2 separate regions of the Homo sapiens genome follow, and region 2 is linked to region 1. The links are chromatin loops, found by intact Hi-C in ENCODE. Cell type or tissue: dorsolateral prefrontal cortex. All regions are shown on one strand. Links, peaks and the distances in the headings refer to the core of each region. The heading gives the core; the rest is flanking DNA.

Region 1 (11,401 bases), core at 1,185-9,184:
TTTCTGTATGGCAAATACACTATAGAATGTGTGAAAGACAAAGGGTTCTTAGCCTTCAGACTTAAAGGACTTTAAATCCTTTTTATCAGTAAGATTAAAAAAAAAGAAACATAGCAATATAAAACAAAAGCCAAAATGTCAGGCCACCTTCATAAACTGTTAATGAAAGTATAAATTTGCACATGATGAAATGTGCAAATACATTTCAAATACATTTCACATTTGCCACAATGTGGCAAAACACATCAATGATCTTAAACATTTGACCCAGCAATTTCCCTTCCAAAAATTTATCTTAAGAGAATGATTAGATAAATAGGCAAAGGCATTTGTGCAAAGGATGATCATCACAACGTTATTCATGACAATTTTAAAAATTGAAATGAAGCTAAATGTTTGAAGAGAGAATAGGTTAAATAAATGATGGTATCTATCCATTCAAAGAACATGTAACAGGATTAATAAGGATGATATAGACATAGATTTGCTGACATCAAAAATACATTCTTGACTGTTGTTAAGTGAGAAAGAAGGTTACCAATATGTATAAAAATATTATCATATTTGGTACAGATATAACCCTCTTCTTCTATGTATCAAAATGCCTGACAAGCTATTCATCTAAAAAATAATCATACATGTATACATATTATGTACATATAATTTTTTAAAAATAAATATACATTTATATATCCAAATATAGAAACTTAAATGCATCAACAATTTATTTTGTATGTATCAAATATTACATTTAAAAAAACCGTGAAGACATGCCTGTAAGTCACAGGACAATTTTTTTTTTCTTTTTCTCACCTGAGTCGCTGATTGGCCCATTTGTTTGCAAGGAAGAGTATGGCCTTCAGAACCACGCTGATCTGGGTTGAAATCTCAATTATTTTGATATACCAACAGAAATATTATAGGCACTTCTCTTAACCTCCCTAAGACTCAGTGTCCTCACCTGCAAAATGACAAAGTATTCACCTTATGTAGTTATTATGTAGACTCCAGTAAAATGATAAACCACTACTCGGTGATTGGCACACAGAACAGTCCCAATAAATTGCAATAAATATTAATATTCTTCTTCTTCTTTAATATTCAGCTCAAATACCTCTCTGGATGTTGTACCAACTATCCCCAGACAGTGGGTTCTTTAATGACAGAGTTTTCTCATAGCTTTTTTTTTTTTTGAGACAATGTCTCACTCTGTTGCCCAGGCTGGAGTGCAGTGGCATGATCTCGGCTCACTGCAACCTCTGCCCTCTGAGTTCAAGCGATTCTCCTGCATCAGCCTCCTGAGTAGGTGGGATTACAGGCGCCTGCCACCACGCCCAGCTAATTTTTTTTTTTTTTTGTATTTTTAGTAGAGACAGGGTGTCACCATCTTGGCCAGGCTGGTCTTGAATTCCTGACCTCGTGATCCACTCGCCTCGGCCTCCCAAAGTGTTGGGATTACAGGCGTGAGCCACTGCGCCCAGCCTCTCATAGCTTTTTATGGATATCTGTTACTTCTCACTCTGTTTTTACCCATTAGATGTGAGTTCCCAGAAGCCAGGGATCAGGCTTACCCATCTCTGTGTCCTAAGTACCTACCTCAGTGTGTTGCACATAGTAGGCTTATGCTAAACGTTGAATGAATAAAAAAAAATAAATAACAATTATGATCCATGACAAAAATGTTTAAAAAAGTAAACATTTCCTTAAGGGAATAACTGGTGACATACTCACCATGGTGCTTTTTAAGAAAATTACCTGCACATTATTTTGCAATCTCATTTTATAAAGAAGATAGTGTGTTATAACAACAGCAGTAACAAATATTTATTGAGCACTTACTATAATTACACTTAATCCTCTCAAAAGACAGTTGATGAGGAAAGTCACTTGTCTCCAGTATCTAAAAATGGCAGAGCCAGAATTTGAACTCCGGTCTTTCTGACAGATCCAGGACCCTATGCTTTTAACCGGGAACCCTCTCCAGGATGGCATTTTAAGGACTTCATTGGGAAGCGTGATGAAAGCTCTGTAGCAGCTAAACCACTGGGCCTCAATAGCACTCTAGAGAAGCCTATGGTAGAGGCGGGTGGTTTTGAGATGGGAGGCAAGAAGAATGGAATTGAGGAGGGAGATGATAGAGAGAAACAAGAGGGGTGCTAGACAGAGTGAACAAAACCTCCATTGACCACCTGGGTCTGCCATTTGGGGATGGGGGCAACATTTTTACACTTTAGGCAAGATTGTGAAGCAGTTGCTATTTGTAGCACAATCGGGGCAATGGGGAAGACTCTGTGTTCCTATACTCTATCTGGAACATGTGGTGGAACCCAGAATGATACCTAATTTGCGAATTAATTTAAATGTAATACTTTTGGTGGTATGCAAATGAGATTTTAGTTTGTTTTGCAGTGTAAAAAGATCAACATTTATTGAAATAATATCATTGATTTATTGTATTGCATTAAATCAATTCGACTGTCCAGGAAAATCTTGGCAGTAGGAAGGTCTTTCACCTCCCTCCCCATAAGCCCTCACCTCCCCCCAGCCCTCACCCCCAGGCCTTCTCTTGGTGTTCTATTTCTGCTAATCCTTGCTAAGAAGTAACTGGTGAGCAAGAGGTTAGCTGATGGGGTCTCAAGGTGTGACCTTTCCCAGGAGTATTTGCATGTTAATAGAAGATACTGGGAACCAGGAGCAGCCTCCAGGTCTCAAATGAAAGAAGTCCTGAAGGTGGATGGGAGGGGTAGGCATGGCCCCCAGGGGCCCTGCTATGTAGGCCTCCTTGATTCTGCCTGTGTGGATGGCTGCTGGTCTGGGCTTCTCTCCAGCTGCTTTTACAAAGAAGTGGTTTGGAGAAGAACAAAGCAATTGTATTTATCCCCAGGCAGGGACTCCATTGCCAGGGCCCTGTGTGCAATGCCCAGCTCAGAGCCTGGACCCAGCAGGTCTTGCTAAATGGTTATTCGTCAAATGAATGAAGAAAGTCCTTCCTCTCTGCCCTCTACCACTCTCCCCTGACACCTTTAGCCCTTTGGTCCGTGAGCCCTTGAAGCCCAGGAGACCAGGCCCAAGATATGGGCAACTTCTTCCTAATGATAAGAACATCGCCAAAAAGAAATTTCTACCATTTACATTTTATTATTTTTCCTCCTTATAACCAGAAAACCTCAAAACTTGTGCTGAATTGCATGACCTCACTGACCATGTTTCATGTTCCTTGTTGAACTGTGGTTAAGGCAATCTCCTTCTTAGCTACAGTGAAACTGCAGAAAATAAAATCCCTTCGTAGACATGTGCTCTTGCACACGCACATTTCAGGATTCTAAGGAAGAAAAGAGGGCGGGGGCCCGGGTGGGAGCAATAAGGACAAGACTACTTTTCTGTTTGGCTGAATTCATCAAAAATGTCTAAACCCCATACCGAACATTCATCACTAATTAAATCCTAGCACCATAATTCAGAGAAAACAATTACAGCATTTAGAATTTTTAAAGGAACTATTATTGCTGCCTTGGCCCTTTTAAAAATTATGCTCCCCAAAGGACAAAATGTGATCCATTAATATGTATGTATTATTACTTTTTTTGTAACGGGAAGACTGCTGATGCCTGTGAATATGGAAGCATTTATCGGTTGCCGACAGCCGCTTAGTTGACTTGCAGTTTTAAGTGCAGTATTTTCTAGAATCTAAAAGGCTATAACATTAATTACCTTTTTGCCTTCAGCTGGTGGCCTGCTAGTTTCTGTCCTGTGTTCTCTGTCTTGGTCACACTGGAAACTGGTTAGTGAGTGAAGGGGTTGGTCAGACCTAGGAGGGGTCAAAACCATTATTGAAAAGATCACACAATAATTCATTCCGTTTAGGGCAATTTCTCCCACTTACCTTTGGTGCCCAGGAATAAGTCCTTGATTTTCATTTTTCAGTTGAGGCCCCCTTGTGTGCTGTGTCCTGTGTTAGTTGCTGAGTGCAAGGCATCCTAAATTTCAAAGTCAAATCTGTGCCTCCTCCACATTGAGTGTCCCCAGCTAAACGGGGTTCTGATTTGTTTTCCTCTTCCATTTTATCCTTCTGATCCACAGGCTTCTTTGTCTTGACAAAGTAACTGAGAGATGAGTTATCTGAATCTGGCACCAAGGACCACAACTGGCCTTTATACATTAAGATATATTGTGTGCTTGACCCGTGTGTGTGTGTGTGTGTGATATGCATGCATGTGTGTGTGCTTGAGTGTGTGCACACACATAGGTGTGTGCCTGTCTGTGTGTGTATACATATATAAAAGCACAACTCAGAAATTTCTATTCTGCTTTCTGATCAGTCTATTGTCACATGCATTTGGCATTCATTATCCATGAGCCTCCGGCGCCTCTGGTCCTGTGCCCTGGCTAACAGTGATTTGGTTTATAGAGATCATATGGCAAGGAAACAGACCTTGAAAGACAGAGCTCTGAGAAGCACATTTGATGAATTTCCTATGATTTGAGTCTGGGTTTATTCTTCCCTGTGGCGGGGCAGGCACCCCAGAGCACACACAGCCGGGCCCAGCCGAGAAGTGGAGGCTATGACAATAAGCACACTGTTTTTTTCTTCACACGTCTCGGGTTGCATTTCCTATCTGGGAAAAAAGAAAAGGGAGCCTTGTAAAGGATCCAGAATCTGGGCAGGAAACCACACAGAGTGAAGGTTGCCATTGTCATTAGCAATTAATGTAACCACCAGGGCTGGAAGGAGAGAGCTCTGCCAAAAAAGTGGGTGAGGGGAGGGGGGCATGGGCTGCTGGCGGGGGTTGGGACTGCTCGCCCTTCCTTCACCAGCCATGGTTGTTAGGAGAGCAGGACACCTCCCGAGGCACTCCAGAGAGAGACCAGTACTGGTTTTTTATTTTAAAACAAGGTGCCCAGGACTTGATAAGTTATTAAATGTCTCTGCCACCCATTTTCACATTCTATGGCTCCATGTCCAATTCCTTAGTCCCCTTGGGAAGTGATTTTTTCTAAGTGAGTCTGTTGAGATTCATTGATTTAACAGTACTGTATTTATTGAGTGCCTTTTATGTGCCAACTGCTTGGGGTGCTAGGCATAATGTTAATGCTAATATAGACCATATGTCCTGTGTGTGTGTACCAGGCATGGGGTTATGTGCCTTTCATTCATTACCTCATTTAGGAATCATTACAAGTCTATGAACTGGGTTTTCCTTTTACCCCATTTTATAGATGTCGCAGTTGAGACCCAGGGAGCTTAACTAATTATGCTTCAGGTCTTAAAACCAATACAAGGGCTAGCTGGGATTTGAACCCCAACAATTTGAAGAGACGTACGTCTCTTTGAATGTATGCTTCTCGCCCTAGCTTATGCCCTCAAGAAACCCACAGTCTAGGGAGGATTTAGGCAAGTCAATCAGTGATTAAATGCCGCGATGATGTAGGCTATGATGAGAGTAAGCGTAGGGCCTCTGGAAGTCCAGAGAAGAGACACCTAGTCTAGCCTGAGGAGGTACTCATAGAAGGCTTCCTGGAGGAGGTGAGTCTGATGTTCCTCTTGTCCTCACTCATGTCTCAGTGGTATATGAGTTTATTTTGGCCAAATGAATCAGTCTGGAAGGAAACATTAATATCTTAGTCTGTCTGCACCACTCACTATATAAGTGTGGGTGTGTTCCACAGATCTGTCCAGAAAGATTTGCTTCTTATGTCATACTAAATGAAGTCCCAACTGGGTTGAGAAGAGCTGGGACTGCCAGCATTTCTTTTATACTTTAGATGAATTCAAATCCCTCTCTTGTTCCTCCTTCCCCCTCCCTGCTTTGTCTCTCTTCTTCTTCATCTCTCCCCTCTCCACCCCCAAACTCTTTCTCTTTCTTTCTGGTAGTTTTAAAAATGCCACTTTTTATTAATGTGACCAAAATGTCATCAAGTAGTTTAATGCTCTTTAATGTCCTTGTATCGTTTACGTTTTGCGAACAGTGTGGAAATGAATCCCATCTGTGGATTCAAGAACATCAAAAAAGTTGGACAGGCTATTTAGACGTGCTACTTCACATTGCATTAGTATGTACAATGTCAGGGTGCTGAGCCAAGCATAGTCTGTCCAGGCCTCTGCCCAACCCTTCCCCAGGCCTGGGAGTGACAGATCACTTACCTCGGGAGCTCAGAGTCAACTATGGATACCGGGATCTGGAAGCCTGCCCAGAGGCCCCAGGAAAAGTGTGAAGCCTAAATAAAAAATTAGAAATGATTCAGGAAAATCTCTCTCTCTGTTTTTGGTGCAAACATGCCCCAACAATGACTTTTTTATCACTTGGGTGAGAGGCTGGTTATATTGCTGTCTAACTTCTTCTAAAATAATAGCCAGCCTACCTCTGTCTGTCTGTCTGTCTTCCTCTCTCTCTGTCCCCTCCCCACCACATTACCCAGGAACAGAAGCTCCGGGGTTAAAATTAGTTGCCAATTTGTAAGGAGGCAGCTATAAGCCAAAAATCACTGGAGAATATCAAGTTCGGGGCCAGCAGAGCTCATAAAAGAGGTGCTCTCCGAAGAATCCTGAGAAGGTCTCAAAATCCAAATCAGCAGAGCGGTGATCTCAGGATGACCCTTTTGCTGTGGCATCCTGGTGAAGGGTGCTGACACTGGAGTCACCCTACCTGCGTTTGAATTCTGGATCCTCCACTTCCTAGAAGTATGGTCTTGAGCAACATCAAACCCCTGTGCCTCACTTTTCTTACCTGCAACATGGGGATACTAATTCTATCAACCTAATTAAATGAACTACTGAATGTGAAGTGTGTAGACTCATGTTCAGCCATCGTAAGTACTCAATAAATGCTAAGGGTGAGCTATTATTGGGCTTACTTTGTTGCCCTGCTTTTGCCACCCAGCCCAACCTACACTGTGCCTCTTTGGGTTAAGGCTTCCAGGTGGTCAGCCCCTTCTCCCCACTCAGCTGAGCTCTCAGCCTGAGCGCTTACCTTACAAGGACCCACAAGGACGGAGGCCAAAAGGAGGGGCAGGGGACTTTGACTCCCAAATATCCTGGCTTTTGTCCAGGTCTTGGGAAACCCCTTATTCTAATGCATTCCCTGGAAAGAAAGAGGTTACTTATTGTTTCAGACAAAACAAAACAAAACAAAACAAAACACCAAAAAAAAAAAAAACAAAAAAAACAACAACAAAAACTTCTATCCTTCCCCTGACATGGGGAACTGCAAGAGTGGATTTTTAATTGTTAATCATTACAGTTGAATGAACAATAATCCATCTCTATGAAGGCCCTCATTCCCTTGCCAACCCCATCACCCCTGTTTTGTACTTGTTCATATGAATATCCTTTAATTCTAAATATAAATATAAGCAAATAACTTCTAATTGTTATTTCACAATTTCAAAGACAAGGTCATTCTGTTTTAACTCTTAAATTAAACAAACAAACAAAAACATTCGGTTAATGCAATTACCAGAAGGATGATTCGTTTCTAAGTTCTTTGTGGGGTATGGAGAGGACCTATTGGCTATTTATGCTCAGACAATTGGGAGAACACCAATGGGGAGTTATATCTGGAGCTCCCTGGAGACTTGTAAGTGCAGCTAATAACGCAGCCACTGCACTGAGCCTTTATACCCAGGCTGGCGGGAAGGACACTGGATTTTAGACTGGCAGATGTGCCTCTAATATTTGACTGGGTTAAATGCTGGAGCCTTCCTCAACCCCTTTACTTTCCATTTTAACTCTCCTAACACTGTGGTTGGCTGGTGGTACAGTTATGATGGCTAAGAGCATAGACTCAGGAGCCAAACTACATGGGTTTAAATCCTGGCTCTGTCAATTGCTTACCCTGGATAAGTCACCCAACTTCCAAGGCTCATAATAGTATCCGTCTCAAAGGATTATTGTAAGCATGAATTGAGTTAATATGTGTTAGGCACCCAGTCTAGTGTCTGACACATAGCAAATGCTCTCGGTAAATATATCAGCTATTATTATCTCTTCAATTATTTAATCTCTCTCTTTAGTACTACAGTCACTGAGAGTTCTCTGAGGCAAGGACCTGTTTCTACTGCCATAGCCCACCACTGAGCACAGCGCCTGGCACCTGGAAGAATCTCATTACTGTTTGTTGAATTGTATTGAAGTGATGCTAAAAAAAATGCGGGGCGGGGTGGGGGGGATGTAAAATTGTGTTGTAAACCACCATGCAAGAAATTTTTATTATTAGCTCTGGAAAGAGTTTATTGGATAAAATATCTCCAGGGCTCTCAGAATCGCTGCTGTTGTTGAATGTAACAAAATTTTGATCAACAGTTGACTAGTCTGTTTCTAAATCACCCCTGTTGTCAGTCTTCTCTGTGTTTAGTTCTTTTCTTCTTGGTTTGTGCTGAGTGGTTTGCTAATCTATTCAACTGAACAATTTTTACTTAGTGTCCCTTACAGGGCAACTCCAGGTTAAGAGAGACTGCAGAAGGTAGCAGAGTGAGACTCATTCTCTGCCTTTTGCAGCCTTATAGTCTAGTAGGGGAAGCAGATATATGAACCTTGATTCAGCGTGGTCCTTCCTTAGGATTTTACATATGTGGCTGAGAGATACAAGTGAATGTAAACCCGGCCACCTCTGGAGGCTGTGCCCAGTCTCTCCATGCTGCCTGCAGGAAGATCATCTGATATAGCAGAGGATGAGGCCAACCCACAGAGTGAAATAGAAGGGGAGAGAGACAGAGCTTTGCGGGTTCGTTATTGCAGCAAAGCTAGCCTCTCTTAACTAATATAAGCTCCATCTTCCCTAAAATTCTTCATAATGCCACATGCCATCGCCTGAAATTCCCACCCTTTGGAATGCTTGGGAAATGAGTTAAGGGATTCCAAACCCAAGGAATCTGCAGGAATCTTAAGCAGGGCTCTGTTTGTATCTCTCTTGTTGTTGACATCCTGGTCCCTAATGAGGTCATTTGAACATCTGTACCATATCTGCCAAAAGCCAGTTAACTGGAAATGACATTAGCCACTGTTAGCAGAGTGTCTTTTCCCCTTTCTCCCTTGGATCTGTGCTTTGGGGACACATCGACATAGCTCAGAGGTTCTTAGGGCTCATACATCAAAGGGAGGGATATAGTCACCAGCAGGCCCCTGTCAAAACATTCGACATTTTAGCTTGCTGCCTCCCAACCTTTACGACACTGAACACCCCTTTTCATTAAAAATAAAAGATTTTTGAAAGATCAAGTCTTCAAACATAAAGCACTGATTAAGTCATAATATACCTATTTACCCATTTCCTATTAATCAACCTTCATATATGATACTGATCAGACAACACTAGCAATGGGAAATTGATATCATTTCAGAGCAAAGAAATTTCTGTTAGACTAGATGGTCTAAACTATGGTAAGAGAATGGTTTCCTTTAGTCTTTTATTTTATGCTTGATTTGTTTTCAAAAATTAACAATTATTGTTAGACTTTTTACATGAATAAAATAGCCCAGGGATTTCTGCATTTGAACATGTTAAAAATCTGAAATCTAAAACTGCCTTATATTCTACCATTATTGTTCATTATTGTTCATTTTAGTTAATTAGTGCCTTTAGCTAACTGGGCACAGGGGCCTGAGGTACAAGACAGTTTGAACACTCACTGTGTGCCAAGTCTGGGCCAGGAGCTTTATGGTCTTAATGTCTTTTATTCATCCCAAGCCCTGTTGTAGATACAGCAGGACCCAGCAGGACTGAGCTTTGAGATTCTTATGGTAGCTCTTAACTCCTGGGAATGAGGTGCCAAGGGAAGCTAAGAGCCGTCGAAACAACCATGCTCGCCTCAAGAAGAGCATAGTTCCCACCTTGACCAGAGTTTATACTCAGACGGAGCCAGGGAGTAGCTGCTCTGAAAGGAAAGGCCTGGTCTCCTTTTCTAGACTGTGTGTGTGTGTGTATGTGTGTGTGTGCATGTGTTTGCATTGAGGGGTTGGCTTCCTCCTAACTACTGCTTTCCTAGAGGTTTTCATTATTTCCATCAACACAAGTAACTAGGAAACTATGCTGTGACTTAATGGAAATTAATGTTGGGAAGGACCATAAATCATCACTTCAGAGATGAGGAAACTGCAACACAGAGGAACCTTGAACTGCTAGAGATTGCACATCAAGTAGGGGAAAGTCAACATTTCTCTCAGAGCTTCTGGTTCCAAAGTCCATGTTCTTACAATTTCATAGAACAGAAGGGCTAGCTGGGCTCATAAAAACAATATAGTCCAATTTCCTCATTGTGCAGGTGGGGACACTGAGACTCAGAGAGGGGGTGTTTTTGCCTAGGTTTATGATTAATTAGTAAAAAATATCAGGGATTAAAGCCAGGTCTCCTAACTTAGACTTCACTGTACCTTTAAGATTTGAATGACCACTGGAAATAAATGGATACTTAGAGATCCATCCATCCGTCCATCCATCCATCCATCCATTCATCCATCCATCCATCTAAACATCCAAGCAATCTTAAATCCTCATTAGAAATGAGGACATCTTACCCAGAGGCCTCCTACAGCCATATCCCTTTGGCTAGAATTGCCCCCCCATACTGAAGCCTAAGCCATTCATTGGTGGAGGCATGGGACTTACCTCTCTCCCAATCTTCACACTCCTTTCTCCCACTGCTGCCTATCTAACATCTCCAACTGCATGTCTATCAGGCACCTCAAACTGAGTACCCATCAGTCCCAGCCCTAGATCCCGTCCCAGCCAGAAGTGCTCCTCCTGCAGTGCTCTTTATCTCAGTTAACAGCACTTGTATTTACTTGGTAGTGCTATCTCAAAACTTTGATGTTATCCTTCACTCTTTTGTTTCTCACTCTAGCCACCAAATTCATCAGCAGATCCTTTTGCTTCAAACTTCAAAATCGTTCCCAATTCCAATCAGTTATCACTACTTCTCCAGCTACCACCTGGTACTCCACGTAGCCTGGTCACCTGCTTCTGTTCTTGCCTTGCCTTAGTCTGCTTTCTGCACAGTGACCATGGGAATCTTCTGAAATTACAAATTGTGGAAGAGCCCCCAGTGATTTCCCATCATTTAGAGCAAAATCCAAAGCCATTTCTATGACCCAGCCTCTGTTTGTAACATTCCAGCCACATTGGCTTTCTGGCTGCTCCTCAACGTGCAGGTTTATTCTTACCCTGAGGCCTTTGCACCTGCTGTTGCCCTTGACTGGAACATTTTTCCCCTGCAGAGTCACAGGCTGGTGCCCTCCCTTCATTCATGTCTCAGCTCAAATATCACCTCCCCTCATCCCCTTATCTAAAACAGCAAGCCTATTTTTCTCTATACCTTTACCTGGCATTATTTCTCTTCATGACATTTATTGTTTGGTCTGACATTGCAAAGTTATTATATAATATATAACTGTGTGTTTATTAAGGCT
Region 2 (11,401 bases), core at 1,579-9,578, 560 kb before region 1:
GGGACTGCAAGAGGAAAGTTAGGGATAGAGAAAATGTTGGTAAAGAATGGAGGTTGTCGCCATAAGGCTCTGTCATAGCAATGAAATTATTTTGGTGATTATCTTTCACTACTTTTTGGCAGGCCTATGGTTTAATCCATTGGAATTCAGAAGATAGCAGGTTGATGGCATTGGTTAGGGAAGATATTGATCATCAGAGAAGGTGTTAAATGAACAGAGAAAAAGCCTCTTGCACCAAAGTTGAAGGTGATCTGAGGTCTAAATACTTTAGTCTGTTTATGTACCACATGTCCTTTATAAAGGCAAAAGGGTAGAACTTCTCCTTCAGGTCCCACAATTACCCCATTGGTTACATTGAGCCATTTATGACATCATTCTTCTTGTGAGTCTTTCCTTGGGGTTAGTTTTAGTCATATTTTTATCTCTATAAAACATCAGGCTGGGAGGTGGTGTGTGCCTGTAGTCTCAACTGCTAGGGAGCCTGAGGCAGGAAGACTCCTTGAGCACAGGAGTTCAAGGCCAGCCTGTGCAACATAGTGAGACCCTATCACTCTGGAAAAAAAAAAAAAATCTGCGGAGGTAGGTGTGGCTTCACATGTAATTTGACCCATGTTTCATCTCATTTCATCCTGTAAAAAATAGTTTAAAACAAATGTTAGAAACTCCTAACTTGGGGCTTCCTAAATATCTGATGTGACTGGTGATGTAATTTAAGAGAGTATGCTTACTTTTTTCTGTCCTTGTCTGTTCTTCTAATTGTATGATAATTTTAATCAACACAGCTTTTAAGCACATACTATGTACCAGATGAGATATATGTATGCATGTGAAATATATATGTGTGAAATGATAGAATCAGGTGAATGGATATGTAGAGACAATGTTCTTAAGGAGTTCGAGCTTTCCTTTTCCGTCTTTGTTCTTTATGGTCCTTTCCTTTTCTGATATGCAAGCACTTTTGTTTCTCTTTGCCTCTCTGTCAAAGCAAAGAGAGTTTTAAAAGAAATTTTGAGTTGAACGTAAGCTGCTTCCTTTCAGAAGAGTTAGTACAGCTCTCTGAACATGGACTTAGTGTTTGTTTAGAATGCAGTATTAACGAGGGCACAAGCCTTGATTTTTCTATGGACCTATTAGCTTTGCTCTTTTCCATGACCTTGAATCACTGCTGTAATAATTGATACTTGCTAAAGACCAGGTGAGAGGAGTTGGTTGATCAAAACACTAGAAAAATAGGACAAATTGCATTCTTTCCTGTTATTCTTATTTATAAAAGGCAAACCATCACTCAGGGCTTTACTTTAAAACAAAATTATTATTAAAATAAGTTGTAAAGGAATGTGGAAAAAATGAAAAGGGAATAAAAATGATTTTATTATGTTATTTATTTTTTTCCTTTCTGTATTAGTTAGGTAATTCTTAAGAATGTCTTCTCCATGTCATTTAGTTTCCTTTTTAATATCTTTGGATGCAAGATTGAGCTTTGCTGGCCTTTATTTCTTGTTCCTCGGGTGTTAGTGCTAGCTTTGGCAACCTCATTGTCAGGGCTGGCTCAAATGAAGGAATGGGTGAAGGCTCCTTTTGGAGACCCACTTCACTGGTTATTTTAATTGCTCAGAGGGATAATTGTTGAGTGGTGCTATAGGATAGTATTTCCCTTGCCACAAGGGTTAGGAATTCTGCCCGGTAATCACTCCTATTCCTGCTGGATGTGTGTCTGTGAGTGGAAAGACTGGTAACTGGCTTGAGATATATCCCTAAAGCTACATGTAGGGACTCTGTTAGATTAACTTTGGGAAACTGATGCAATCATCGTGGATACTTTCCTCATTCATCTTTTGTAGAAACAGAATATTTGCAAAGCTTAAAATTAGCTTCTTAATAATCTTATTCTAGGGCACTTTCTCATGTAGTGTCCTCAGACCAATTTTCTTTGTATGTTTTTCGCAGACAAAGCTCTTGGAGGAAGCATAGAGATGTGATAGGGCTTGGACTTCAAAAGAATTTTTAGTTTTAAACACTGCTATTGTGGCTATATCTGCTGTTGTAAAGGGGTGTGAAATACTGTTTTCTGGTATTCTGTGGAATAAAACTGTCTGTACTTTCTAAGATATAGTAATGAACAAAATTCTGAGTCTAGTAGCCATTAGATAGCTCCTCAAACTTAGCTGCTTCTGTCAGTGGAAGGGAAGCATCTGAGACAAAAAAGTTTGTAGTTTTGAAACCTTATTAAGGTATAACTGATTCACAATAATTCAGTACACAAAAATGTGAACTTGTATAGGTCACATTTTAGGATCAGCTTAATAGCTGTAATTTTTAAATTGGAAGTCAATGGAGATAAGGTGTGATGGGGTTGTTAATTATCTTTTTAAGAATTTTTCTCACTTATTAAAATAAAATGACATCAATTTTGAGTGGCTATGTAGACAGCATTAGTTAAAATGGAACAAAACAGAAGCTTCTGCTGATGAACTTTGGGAGTCATCAAATGACCTTGACCTCTTTGCTAAGACTGAATACTTTAAAGAACCCAGTTCTTCTTTATCCTTCCTTCTATTTATGACCTTTGCCATAAAACTTTTCAGTGCCCTTCCAATATTGATAGGGCATTTGTCCTCACGACTAGACTCTGAGATCAGTCATTTAGCTTACGTTGGCCAATGGGATGTTAGCTTATGTGACACAGGTAGAGGCTTGTAAAAGTACTTGTACATTTCTGTTCACACTCTTGCTGTTTTCTGTCACTATAGAAGAACAATCCTGGACTAGCCTGTTGGAGGATGAGACATATGGAGCAGAGTTGAATTATACCAGTTGTCCCAGCCAAGGCCAACCACAAGATATGTTAGTGAACTCAACTAAAACCAGAGAAATGTCCAGCTGACCTACAGATGCATAAGCTAAATACATGCTTATTGTTTTAAGCCACTAAGTTTTGGGGTGGTTAAACCTGTAGCATTCTTGTGGCTGTATATAGTTGATACAACCTCAAATAATCCTCCTTTTCAAACAAGTCCACAGGACAGATGGCACTGATGATCCTCAGTGATTTCTTGTTCCAATGACAATATTTCCTGTTGGTTTCAAGAAATTTCTAGAGCAAGCTACTCAGGAGTATTTGTGTGAGACTTAAAGTGGATTATGTTTCCTCTGTGCGGAATTCTAGAGATATTTTCTATCTAGTCCATATATTAACCTAAAGTATAGTAGTAGCCTTATGGGGCACAGAACGATTTAGTCCATAAAGAAAGATAGAGCAGAAAATACCTACAAGTAGGCAAGTAATTGAGGTAAGTTCATACAGTAGGAAATGCAAAGGACAATATACCCTTTGTCGAGAGCAATTTTGACTAAGGAGAAGTAGCAGTGGGTGGAGTCAGTAAACAGAAGGCAAAAACAACATTTAGAAAAAGGAAACTCGATTTACGTTTGAGCTGGTTAAAGACAACATGGTGTAAAAATCAGTGCTATGAACAAAGACTGAGCTTTCAAACCTTAACTCCATTTATACTCTGCAAGCTCAACTTATTAAAGAGGCAGAGGGGAGAGGGATAGGATGGGGAAGGTTGGATGAAAAGAGGCAAAGAGTTGGTTTTGTTGGGGCATGGTTCTTTAATTCATTGTGCTTTGCAGTCAAATGACTGTTGCCTTTTCTAACTTCAGACTGTATATAGTATTGCTATTTCATTTACTCTCTTTTGTAATAGAATTCTGCCTTTTAGTGGTTATATAAAAAGTAGCTGGCTGAGAGTGTTCTGGACAGAAGTAGGGCCTTACTGAACACATCCAAACAGTCACGTCCCTCCATTCATCTGAAGCTGTATTCGGAGAAGGGGTGTTAGATGGGGGACCTGTACTTGGTTAATTCATCATATTACTTGGAAAGGTCCTTATTATTGTGCACAGCAGTGTGGTCACCTGGCGGTAGGTCATTAGCATTTAGTCTTCTTTTCCTCACCACAATGTACAACATGCTAATTAGGATATTCTGAAAGCTAAGTAACCTGTTTTAAAAATCAGACATTTTAATTTGCAGCTTTAATGGCTGTTTTTATAATAACTGGCTTTATTGGGGGTAAAAGCACTTCTCATGTTCCACTAGCAAGGCAGAGTATAACAGAAGCTGACAAAATTAAAAACCTCATAATGCGACCTTTGCCTGGGATAAAAGGCTGTTTCATAACAATTTCCTTTTGTTCTTTGTTTAAGCCATTACTCTAAAAGGAGCCTCCGATTAATCTAAGTAAATGCATCATTACAGTACTAATCCGTGTCCTTCTGTCAGTGTCTGTTTTAATTAAATAAGAAATGCTAGCAGAAAGATATCACGCACAAAGCTGTGATTGGAGAAAGAAGCACTGGTTGATCAAGGAAAAGATTAAAAAGAGCTTTAGTGTTTTGTCCATTTGCATAATTCTAGATGCCACAGAGTTTCAGGTTGAAAAGAAAACTTACAAAAGAGTTTAAAACATTTCATTCTTACAGATTTAAAATAACGGGATTTACCAATGAAATTCTAATCATCCCATTTATCACATTAAACATTCCACAGCAAGGAGCAGAACGGCTTGGGGTGTGTCTTTTAAACCTTTTATGCAATATTGTCTTGTATCTCTGAAAACATACCTGTCAAATTTTCATGTGTTTCTTCTTATTTTAGGTAAAGTTGATGGTGAAACCTGGTTGTGGGCATACAATGTGATTTATTTTTCCTTTTTAAAGTATCTTGCAACTTTTAGTTTAGTTTTGCTTTTTTAAAAAATGGCTTTCTATTGATAACATGTTAAGAATTTAGGTGCTTAATTGGTTGTTAACAATAAAAGTATATTTAATAAATGCTTATGAAATGAATATTGTTACATTGATACACAGAAACTCTTCTTAGCAGTAGTGTTGCAGAATTCCCGTGGTGAGGGCTTTCTTAATATACCGGCCATTATTTGATGTAATGAAAAGAGAAAGTGTGCAACAGTGAGATTGTTAATTAATTTAGCCTAACAAGATGAAGATAAATGAAGCAAAGCACAGTTTGAATGAAGCAAGAGGTCTTATTTACAATTTAATACATTTTTATATAATGCAGATTTCACTTGGTAAAAAACAAACAGACCCTCACCCCAAATACCCACTAACAGCAAAAGTACGTCCCTTCCCCACAATTCAACACTAAAATCTTGGTTTGACTTTACAGAAAACATGTACTGTGGCCCCATATGGAAGACACTTTTACAGTGTGTAAACAGTGCTTTTCTACAGCTAAGAATCCTACACTAGTTAACCTTTAACTTCAGTATTTTGTTATTCTCAATATAGACTGGGGATGACCATAAGAATAATTATCTAGAAACCTTTGGGTTTCTTGTTCTCCAGGTTATCCTGAGACATCTTGCTTTAGTTATTTAATAATAATTTTATTTTAATTCTTTTTTTTTTAACCAAAGAAGTTCAAAAGTGGGAAAGGAAAAAACAAGCTGTGTGCCTTTTTACATGTGCTTGAATCTTTAGCAATTGTACAGAATTCTTAAATTAGCATTATTTTTTAAAGTCTCCCTTTCAGTGATTAATGAGCTTTATCCAGTATTTGACCTTTTATCATTCTTGTTTTCTGCTCAGAAGTACTTCCTTCCTTCCTACTGTAGTTAGAAAAGACTGTCTCTTATCTTATGTTACTGTAGGCAGTGGTAACAGGGCTCTCTACAAATGGTGTTATTATGGTCACTATGTTTTTATCTCAGGGGTCACGAACAAATCCATGCAACTGCTTCTAAGGATTTCAATAAATAGGACTTTTTATCCAGACAATCGCCTTTTATGTTACTTTTAAACAAAACTACTAGTCCATCAAGAGTTTCAAAAGAAAACAATTCTACAGAGTGCCGGTATGGCCGCACAGACCAATCATCATGGCACCCATTCTCCAGTCCTTTATTTTTCAAGTCCACAACAATAGGTTGTTGATTCAATGGACAAGACCAGAACAATTAAGTTCTCTGTTTAGCAGCAGTGCAGCATTTTAATGCCCTTCTCTAATAATGGTCTCATTATTGTTATTCTAAGACTGGGCCTCAGGAGGAGGAATATTTGCTGGAGGTACGTCATTATTTTGCAAATTTCGATTAGCTCATCATGTTGTCTGTAGTGTGAAAATCGTAGCTAATTAGGGCAGCCAGTTAGACTACCAGCTTTTGAGCTTATGAGTTAAAAGGTAGCATACTTGATAGGCCAGTGATGTGAAAAAGGTGGTAAAAAGGAGGATTAGAGCAGTTGCCTTAGTAACTCCAACTTCCATCTGTGAGGGAACAATGGACTTGTGTTTCTCCCCCACCTTGGTGTAAAAATTGGTTTTGTTTTGAAAGGACAGGGTTCTTTTTATGACAATCTGGAATTCAGCCCAACTGAGTGTAGTTTTAGTTGTTAGGAGAGACCATTGGGGATAGGAAAGATGAAAGGTCATGGTGAGCTTCAAGGACATGAAAGGTTGTTGTCTCATGTAACAATAGTAGATTGTTTTTTTTCCTAATATTTCTAGCCAGCCCCTAAGTCAGGTGATGGAACAAATACCTACAGTTTAGTCAGGTGAAACAGGAGTGGGTGGAGGAAGGAAAGAAGAAAAATGGGGTAAGAGAGTTTGTATTTTGTTAAAAAAAATGAAAGGGTAACTTCAGTCTGCTTTCATTAAACAAAGCGATATTTCTTTGTCACCATCTCTGAGATTCCAGTGTGCTTTGGGTGGTTTGCTTCTGTGGGCCATCAAATCTCTGGGAAGCTCTCTAATGTGTTAGGAAATGTGATTTAAGCCTTCTTCCTGAACTCCCAGAAGGACCAATGATGTGATACTTAACAATAAATTTAGTTGTTTTAGCTTTCTCACGTTATTGGTGTTCTTAAAAGGTTTTCCTTCAAATGCACACTGAATAAAATGAATGATAAATATGAAAGAAATTTGTTTCACCACTCTACGGGATTTTATCATAAATTCTATGAGTTCCATCACTGAAAGTTTACAGGAAACTGTTTAGATGTTGCTGCAATAGTGACACAAATTTTTCTCCATGTACATAAGAAAATGTCACAAATTTAAGAGCTACTGTGGGTTTGTATACAGAGGAGGCAATAGAAAAAGAGTGAATACAGTGTTTTTTTTGTTTTGTTTTTGTTTTGTTTTCCCTCAAAACCAAATCACCCTTTCTGGGTTTAAAATACTTTATTTCAGCAAAATGAGTGACTTGTATTTTCCTTCCATATCAATATTAAAACATTTAGGGTTGTTGTTGGTGGTGATGTGTGTATGTATGCTTTAAGAACTAGAGAGTATATAGGAACAAGTGTACTTTTTCTTTTTTAAGCAAAAACATCATCTCTTGATGATTTGAGAAACCTTCATATTTATTCTTCTCTATAGTCCCAAACAACCTTTATGTGACTGAAGCTGGACTTGGTCCAGGGGGTTGGGGAGATTTTCAAATTCTCTTTTAATCCTTGGTCTTTGTTTTCTTGTTCTAGCCAACCACCCTATTGCTGTATCCTTTATTCTTTTGAGAAGCCGTGTTCCTTTGATTTATTATAGATACCTCATAGACTTAAAGTAATATAATGAAACTTTAGAGCTTAATGACTTTTGAGTTCTCCTAGTCCAAATCTTATATTTGAAAAATTTAAAAAGCGAGACTGGAAAGTTGAAATGACTTGCCCAAGACAACTTGACTAATTAGAGGTAGACCACTGCCATTTGCTACATGGTTTAAATATAAATACTGAAATCAAAAGAAGACTGGAAAAGCATTATAAAAAAACATGTCTAACTTGTTTACTGGTCATTTTAGTGATTGAGGAGAGATGGAATAAAGCTAACACCTGGTAGTCGTGGTAGGGTCTGGGATTCACATAAGATTTTTTTTGGTAACTATTAACGCTCCATTTTAAATAAATGGAGATTTTTTTCCCTGTCAAAAACAAACAACAAACAGCAGCAACAACAACAAACTCCAGCAGAACTGGGAAGGTACTAGCATAGGATCCAGAATCTGCAAACCTTTCTTGGTCCAGGCACTGTGTGAGATACTTTCATATGCGTTGTTATAATTTACAATTTAAACACTATTTCTAGTGTAGTAAGTTAGTTAACTGTTCTTTTTCCTAGTTTTTGTATTTGTAGAAAGGGATCCAATGTTATTCAATTTCATTAGGTGTTATGAGACATAAAAATTGGTATATAATTGAAAAATGCAATACACATTTGGCAGAATATTGTAAGACTGCAAATTTGTGCTTTATGCAAACACAGATATCACAAAACAAATATGGACTATAATGTTTAGATCAATATAAAGGCCATGGTTTGTTTTTGGCACCATTCAGAAAGTATTTAGAAATTTGGGACTATGTTTAATCATAAAGGAGGAAATAAAATAACTTATAATTTTACCTTATTATTTCATAATGAAATTTACTTCCTAGTAATATTCTGGTATATTTCATACAAGTCTTTTATCTACGTATGTATGAGAAGAAAGAACATGTCTAGCTTGTTTACTGCCCTCTCTCTGGGGCCCAGAATAGTGCCTGGCTCATAGAAGGTACTCAAAAAATAGTTGTTGAGCAAATGAAAAAAATTTTCTGCAAGATTGGATCATATTATGTATACATTTTTGTATCTAAAAACTCACTTTATTGATTTTTTTATGTTAATAGTCTTGGAGAACATTTTTAATCACTACATCATATACCATCATATGGATGTACCACAATTTGTTTTACCATTACATCAGTGACTTATAGCTTTTCGCTATTATAGTACAAAAGTATATTTATAAGAATATCTTGTTTATTATTAAAGTGGTAAAAATGTTAACATGGGTGAAAAATAACTCCCATGATTGTAGTATAAGGATCTCACCAAACTTCATCACCTCCTTCAAGTTTTTGCTTAAATGTCTTCTTAGTGAGATCTACCTTGAACATCCTATTTAAAATTGCAACCTGCTAAACATTCCTGTTCTCTCTAATGCTGTTCTATTTGTTTCCAGAAACTTTTTCAATATTGAACATACTATATAATTTGTATATCTTTTAAATGTATTGGCTTTCTTTCCAACTGGAATATAAGGTCTATGATGGCAGGTAATTTTTGACTGTTTTTGTTCCTCATATTCGCCAGTGTCTTGAACAATGCCTAGACCATTAAACATGTTCAACAATATTTATTGAATGGTTTATTGAAACTTTAAAAAATGGAACTTTTTAAAAATTCGACATTCTTCAGTTTCAATGGAACTGAAACTGTCTTTTTTTAAGTTAAGAATCCTTTTTTCTTCACGTGGGCAACTCTCATCAACCAATTTTTGCACTGGCTAAAACTTCCATTTTCTCCCTTTGAACATGTACATGTTAGCCAGTTAAATCAAATCATGGCACTTGATTGAATCTTAGGGCAATGTTGGATAAAGTCAAATGTCATGTAACAAATACCCCAAGCTTTTACTTCTTCAAGTCAGTCTGAACTCTGTCTTTAGGTAGATGGTTTTGGATGAGAAATGTCACCAGTATCACTCCTTATCCCTTTCCTCATCTGGAAGTCCTTCTGTTAAGAACCTTAAGGCTTAAGTATGAACTGGGCAAACTCAGGTTAATCTGATTATTTATCTATACTTTGGGATGATTTTGCCTTAGTCTTCCCCCAACTAATATTGGTCATGTTCTTAAAATTTCCTTAGGAGAGACATTTTACAAACTTCCATTTACTTTTTCACTGTATATGGCTTATATTTTCCTTTAAAAATAATGTAGTACTCAGGAGGCTGAGGTGAGAGGATCACTTGAGTTTAGGCGTTCAAGGTTGCAAATGAGCTATGATAGTGCCACTGCACTCCAACTTGGTCAATAGAGTGAGACCCAGTTTCTTAAAATAAAATAAAATAAAATAAAATAAAAATAATATAAAACAATAAAAATATTACTGCTTTAAGTTATCTATGGATGTTAATTATAATCTTTTATACAGTAGCAATTTATATAGCTACAGTAATCCCTTATGTTTATATGGTATTTATAGTTTCAAAGCTTTTTAATAAACATGATCCTGTTTAATTATAAAAATAACCCTATGAGACACACAGACCTGGTTTATTATATTCATTTTACAGATGAGGAACTGAAGCACAGAAAAGTTAAGAGATTTAGTCTAGATCGTAAATCTAGGAAGTGGTAGAGAGGCCAAGAAAAATCTGTTTTCTGAGTTCTACTAGTTCAGTAATGTCTTTTCTTTGTTTTAGTCACTTTAACCTTCTCTCATAATCATCTTTTGAATCATCATCTTTTTGTTGACCTTTCTTAAAAGATTCTATGAAAATAAAAATAAATGATTAGAATTTCAATTTAAAAAAAATATTATTTTACTTGGTCTACTAGTCATTCCAGTTCTCAAGGGTTTTCCTTTAGGTTTTTATGGTTTTTTTTTTTCCATAGCCTTTATCTTTTCCTTAATTCTGGTTATGAACATGGCCTTTTGTAGCAATTTGTGAAACCACTGGCTGCCATGTCTGCCTTTTGACCTTATAGAAGAAATACATAAAACAGGATATTAAAGAGTTTCATAAAGCAGAGAAAGGAAAAAAAAATCTAGGGTAAGTGGTACTTAGAGGCATAGGCAGCTAGACCTCAATAAGACCCATAGACAACAAGTGGAGTTAAAGAACAGATTCTAGTTTTTTTTCTATAATGGAGTATAGTTATTGATGTCAATTGTCCAACCGTTTAGCTAATACATTGTGTCTGCTATGTTAACTTTCTCCCAAGACTGTTCCTATCCTAGTAGACCCTTACTACTCTGCCCCACACCCGGTACGATGAATAGGACTTGCTTATTCACATCCAGGAATATGAAATGTATAACTAGCTAAAAGGCCAGGGAATGGTTATGGTTTTAGATGGACTACTGCACTCAGCTACAGAAAAACAAGGTGGAATCTTAGCTATTGGAATGAAGACAAAAGGTCAAGGTCAAACTCGCAATAAGGTACATACTTTTATTCTGAATTCTAAGGGATTGCGTTGGAGTCCTTCTTAGGTAAGCTTAAGCTGATCCTAGAGCAGTGGCTCTCTAACTTTTAAGGTATGTAAGAATCACTTGGGTGGTTAGGACTTGTCAAGTGGGGCCCAGGTGTCTATATTTTTTGCAAGCATCCCAGATTATTCTGATGCAAGTGTTTATAGATTGCATTTGCAGAAAATTGCCATGAAGCCTGGGATGACATTTATTGTAGGATAAGGGACCATGTCACTACAACTGTTGAGAGAGGAGACATTTGGAATTTGAAAGTCAGACCTTTTTACTAAGAGAAAAATGTATGTCTTGTGCTCAGAGCTGAGTTTTGTTTATCTGCATATAAGAAAGCAATAAACA

The links. A loop is a pair of places that touch in the nucleus more often than their neighbours do. Peaks named below come from ENCODE experiments on the same cell type or tissue, not always from the same donor. Only the 100,000 strongest peaks of a DNase experiment are listed, where the experiment ranks them.
Region 2: a loop joins it to region 1, with 7 times the contacts of the local background. A loop is called at or near these places in 2 of 110 quality-filtered maps.

The regions. Positions count from the first base shown.
Region 1 is chr11:15,836,794-15,848,194 of GRCh38, reverse strand. LOC107984370 (a long non-coding RNA gene) reads right to left here and starts at 4,450. Exons shown (of 4, transcript XR_001748058.2): 1 at 3,884-4,450; 2 at 3,712-3,808; 3 at 814-961. In dorsolateral prefrontal cortex, for the core only: CTCF peaks have their summits at 4,234, 4,493 and 4,698; DNase peaks (open chromatin) are centred at 2,844 and 4,644; H3K4me3 peaks cover 801 bases; H3K27ac peaks cover 2,237 bases.
Region 2 is chr11:16,397,876-16,409,276 of GRCh38, reverse strand. It overlaps a transcript of SOX6 not described here. Among named protein-coding and RNA genes, the nearest start is that of SOX6, 47 kb to the right of the region's middle. RefSeq lists enhancers at 5,493-6,077, 6,078-6,663, 4,786-7,554. In dorsolateral prefrontal cortex, for the core only: no CTCF peak of the experiment used is centred there; a DNase peak (open chromatin) is centred at 5,898; H3K4me3 peaks cover 2,129 bases; H3K27ac peaks cover 994 bases.